Linked DNA regions of Homo sapiens: region 1 is linked to region 2. A link is an interaction called in ENCODE POLR2A ChIA-PET data of the cell type or tissue named here. Cell type or tissue: OCI-LY7. All regions are shown on one strand.

What was found. ChIA-PET counts read pairs that join two places held together with the same protein. Peaks named below come from ENCODE experiments on the same cell type or tissue, not always from the same donor. Only the 100,000 strongest peaks of a DNase experiment are listed, where the experiment ranks them.
Region 1: POLR2A ChIA-PET joins it to region 2 with 17 read pairs; 2 of 35 experiments call an interaction of 5 or more read pairs at or near these places.

What each region holds. Positions count from the first base shown.
Region 1 is chr1:89,951,995-89,954,494 of GRCh38, forward strand. No RefSeq gene overlaps it. Among named protein-coding and RNA genes, the nearest start is that of ZNF326, 42 kb to the right of the region's middle. In OCI-LY7, CTCF peaks have their summits at 1,417 and 1,625; a DNase peak (open chromatin) is centred at 1,387.
Region 2 is chr1:88,890,668-88,893,167 of GRCh38, forward strand. GTF2B (general transcription factor IIB) reads right to left here and starts at 900. Exons shown (of 7, transcript NM_001514.6): 1 at 816-900. The coding sequence starts at 832. RefSeq lists an enhancer at 1,076-1,185. In OCI-LY7, no CTCF peak of the experiment used is centred here; DNase peaks (open chromatin) are centred at 294, 964 and 2,004; H3K4me3 peaks cover 2,079 bases; H3K27ac peaks cover 1,446 bases.

The DNA.
Region 1 (2,500 bases), 1.1 Mb after region 2:
AGATTGTTCCCTTTTTGATTCCTATGACTAATTCTGTCATTTGCAGGAGTTTAAGAAAAAGTTACATTTTTTTTCCAGCTATGTCTCTAACACATTTTTCTGGCACTGTTTATAAGCTCAAATTTCCAGTTGAAAGGATGGTTAAGATTGAATTACTCTTCAAATTCCTTTTTCCTTTCACAGTTGTTTTTCCTTGACGAAGTCTCTTTGTCACTATCAAGGTTAAGTGAAGTCACTATTGAAGGAAAGAACAGAAGGAATTTGGAATGCTTTTCCATTAACTTCTGAACCACAGTGACTTATTCCTTGAGAATCTCCAGTAAGGCTTAGGGTCTTTCGGATAAGTCATTTTGGAGAAATGTTTTCTTCTTTTGCTGTTAGGTTGACATGGCAAAAGAAATAATATTATTTGTGTTAACCTTTGTCCTAGTATGTTATTGCTCAAAGCAAGGTTGTAGATACCATGAGAATTATGCCTAAATGATACAAAATTGCATTTTCACCACCCAGTACTGCACATGGCAGATATTTGGTAGGCATTAGTTGAATTACAAATTCCAAGAATCTGCTAGAAATCGTAGATTGGTTCCTTTCATCTTGCAGATAGCGTGATGGAAGAAGAGGAGTTGAAAGCTTTTAGCTCCTAGGCAAAAAGTCACATGTTGTTTAGAAATCTCACTATTTCCTCTGAAATTGAAGGCATCATATTTTTAAGGACATTTTGTAGAGCAAGGCCCTGAATCTGAAACCACCTTTGCAGAGATTATGATAGCGAGACCAGTCTAGCATGGCTGACTCCATCTTGCTTCTAGCCTCACAGCCTGGCTGTCTTTCCTCATTGCTGGGCATAGACCAAGCTAACCATGGGAGGAATTTAGTCATATAGTCATAGTTTACCTTTTTTTTTTTTTTTTTAACTAAATAGGGATGAGGTCTTGCTATGTTGACCAGGCTGGTCTCAAACTGCTGGTCTCAAGCCATACTCCCATCTCGGCCTCCCAAAGTGCTTGAGATTACAGGCATGAGCCACCACTCCCAGCCTATAGTTTAACTTTAAAGCAAGATGATAATAGTCCTTTTCTAAAAGTAATCTCTTTATTAACAGACTGAAACCACCTTTGTAAGACTGAGAGACCACAAGATTAAGATTATGGGAGGGGCCTGAATTCTGCTAAACTACAGGCATATTTTATATAATCCTTACTGCTCAGGAGTCATGTGGTCAGAGTCATGTGGTCACAAGATTTGTGACTTCCCCAGTTGCTCATGTAGATAACATCACTAATGTAGAACCTAAAATTGGTCTTTTGAGATACTTTTCAGATTTTTACATTCTGGCAACTGATTGACCTCACCCAGACCTGAGGCTCAGGCTTCAGCCAGTCCTGTGGCCCCACCCAGAGGCTGACTCAGTGCACGTAATTGTTTTCCACACCCCTGTGATTTCATTCCTAACCTATGAGCAGCACCCCTTCCCTTGCTCCCTACCCACCAAATTATCCATAAAAACCCTGGCCTCTGAGTTGCTGGGGAGACTGATTTGAGTAATAACTTCAGTTCTGCTTGGCTGGCCTTGTGTTAATTAAACTCTTTACTGCAATAATACTGTCTCAGTGAATTGCATTTACCTGTGCAGTGGGTAAGAACCTGTTAGGCAATTACAAATCCATAAACATAGCCTTTATAATTATCTTGCTAATTCTGTATGCAAACTTCTTTAAAATTTTTTAAAAATTATTTATTGTTTTTATTTTACTTTATTTTATTTTTATTTTAGAGAAAGACAGGATCTTGTTCTGTCACCCAAGCTGGAGTACAGTGGCATGATCATAGCTCACTGTAACCTTGAACTCCTGGACTCAAGCGATCCACCTGCCTTAGCCTCCTGAGGAGCTGGGACTACAGGTGTGTGCCACCACACCTAGCTAATTTCTTTCTTTCTGTCTTTTTTGGAAAAAACAGGGTCTCGCTATGTTGCATAGGCTGGTTTTGAACTCCTGGCTTCAAGCAATCCTCTCATCTCAGCCTCCCAAAGTGCTGGGTTTACAGGCATCTGAGCCACCCCACTCCAGTTATATGTAAACTTTCAAGTTTCTATTTAGTTTGCTTGGCAGGATAAGGGAGATCCTCCCCACCCCCACTCCATCTAGGGAGAGCTTTTAGGATAAAAAAAACTCTGTGGTAGGAAGTAAACAAACATTCTCAACTGACAGACTTTTGAACTGAAAAGGGCCAGGAAGACAACAGAAACTCCTTTACCACAATGATATAATAGGGTGAAGTGAAGAACATATTAATATGCTGGGAAAAAAAAAAAAAACCCAGGCATGGGGCTAGAGTACATGCCTGTCATCCCAGCTACTCAGGAGGCTGAGGCAGGAGAATCACTTGAGCCCAGGAGTTGGAGGCCGTTCTGGGCAACATAGTGATATTTCAGCTCCAAAAATTTAAAAAGCCTGAAAAATACTTTGCTCCTGTGTTACTGACCCCCATTGTCTTT
Region 2 (2,500 bases):
CTAATATCTACCTCACAGTGGTAATGAGAGACATAATTAGGGTCTGCAAGCATTTTTCAGGTCACAAGATTAAAGGCTGTTTCTGAGGGTACTGCATGCATTTCCTGTAGATATGAGTACACTGCATTCTTAAATATATACTAAAAAGCGACCTCCCAGCACATATAACTAATTTTCTTTGGCAAGATTTTCTTCAGAAGTACACAGGCAACGATATTTGTAAACAAATCCTTTAGCAGGGAACTAATCAACTCTTCCGATGGCTCTAGCTTCCACTTCCGAGGCCCGCTGTGATGGTAACCAACCAGGTTCCATCTGGCTTACCAATGCTGACGTTCCCAACTTCCTAGCTGTCAGATCGATAGGAACCTGAAACTAACTGTTTCCCGTTCCTTTGAAAAGGAGAAATTACGGACCCTCGGGTTGTTTGGGCCGTAGATGAAAAAAACAAGCGGGGGGGGGGGCGCGGGGGAGGAGAGGAGGGAGGGTGGGAAGAAGAGAAAATAAAGGGAGATTGAAATATTGGGAAAAGATACGAGGGCAAGGACTGGGGACACAGTAGCCCACCAGGACCCACATAGGGTGATATCTACATAAGACTCCAGGGCAATAACGTCAACAGCTCGGTAACCCCTGCGACACCCTGACAGTCCTGCCGTCTGGAAGTGCCTTTGTCCCGGCCCGTCGGCCAGTCCCGCCGCTTCTCTCCCATACCCCTAGGCGCTCAGCCCTACGAGGCTGCCCGGAGGCCGCCTAAAAGCCGGCGGCGCTCGCGCCCGCCCCTCAGCTCGCCGGGCTCGGCGGGACATACTAACCGGCTGGTAGACGCCATCTTCACGGCGACTGCGGTGCCCGCAACAAGACACAACAGACACACCGAAAGCAGGAAGCGAATGTGGCGAAGAGACGCGCAGAGATGAGTTTTTATAGACGACTCACCCACGCAGTCGTAGCAGAGCAGGGCTACGGGTCGGGAGAAGGGCCAAGAACAGTGAGATCCCATACGTCACGTGCTTTGCGATTTCTTACGTTCTTACTCCGTTTCTGTAATTTGCTATGTTGCTAAGCGAGTCAACGTAACTACCTAGGAAAAGTCTCATGGGAACCCTGCAAAGGGGCTACAACAGAGCTACTCTCAATCTGACAGTTAAAACACAAAGAAAACCCTGGCTTCGTAGTGGTGCCAAAGCCTGCATCCCTAATAGTTTAACCACCCCTTCCTCTCCCACCTTCTCACGGCTACCTTCTCACGGCCACCACCTACCCCGCCCCCAGCCCCCCACCCCGCGTCAGGCACTCCCATTTGAGCCAGTTCTTACGTGCCCCAAGGGTGATTCTTTCTAAGAAATTTGAAATAAAAGGAGAAACTCACTTAGGTCATCCAGAACAGGTGTCTGTTCAGGATCTGTCATCAGCTAGCATGTTGTCTTCTTAGGCACGTCCTTTATACAGGTCATGTAAGTTTATATAGGTTATGGTATCTTGCCTTGCATACCCTTTTAGAATTGGCAGAAGATGAAACAAAACTACGTGAAACCAATGTGTACACAAGAGGCACGACGATATGGGCCATGCTCTGATCATTTTTTTTTCACGGCCTTTGTAACGTTGGCTGATAGCTACATATAGAAAACTTGCGAGAACATCTAGATATTGCAAAATATCCCTAGATTTATTAATTAGCCAAACTAACGTCAAAATTGTAATACCACTATTACTAACAACAATAACAGTTACCGGTGGAGAGTATTCACGTTCTTGGCGTTTTGAACAAAGAACTGGACACAACGCACAAACTAAGGAAAGAATGAAGGAATAAAGGCAGAGATTTATTGAAAACGAAAAGGTAATACCAGCTCAAGACTCCTTTTGCAGAATTTTCGGGGGTTTAAATACCCTCTAGAGGTTTCCCATTGGTTACATGGTGTACACCCTATGTAAATGAAGTAGTGGCTCCACAATCAGTCTGATTGGTTGTGGAAAGCAACCAATCAGAGGCTAAAGTGAAGTTACAAAGTTACACTCCTATGCAAGCGTCTGATTGGTTGCAGAAAGCAACGAATCAGAGATACTTTCAATTTCACATCTGCCACACGGCTAAAGTGTGTGTGTGTGTGTGTGTGTGTGTGTGTGTGGTTGTGTAGTGGGGAGGGGGTTGCAAAGGGAGTAACGTCTGGTTCTTTTGTTACTTAGGTGTGGAAAGTTGGGGTTTTCCTTTTTTTTTTTTTTTTTTGAGACGGAGTCTTGCTCTGTCGCCCAGGCTGGAGTGCAGTGGCGCGATCTGGGCTCACTGCAAGCTCCGCCTGCCAGGTTCACGCCATTCTCCTGCCTCAGCCTCCCGAGTAGCTGGGACTACAGGAGCCTGCCACCACGCCCGGCTAATTTTGTTTTTGTATTTTTAGTAGAGACGGGGTTTCACCCTGTTAGCCAGGATGGTCTTGATCTCCTGACCTCGTCATCCGCCCGCCTTGGCCTCCCAAAGTGCTGGGATTACAGGCGT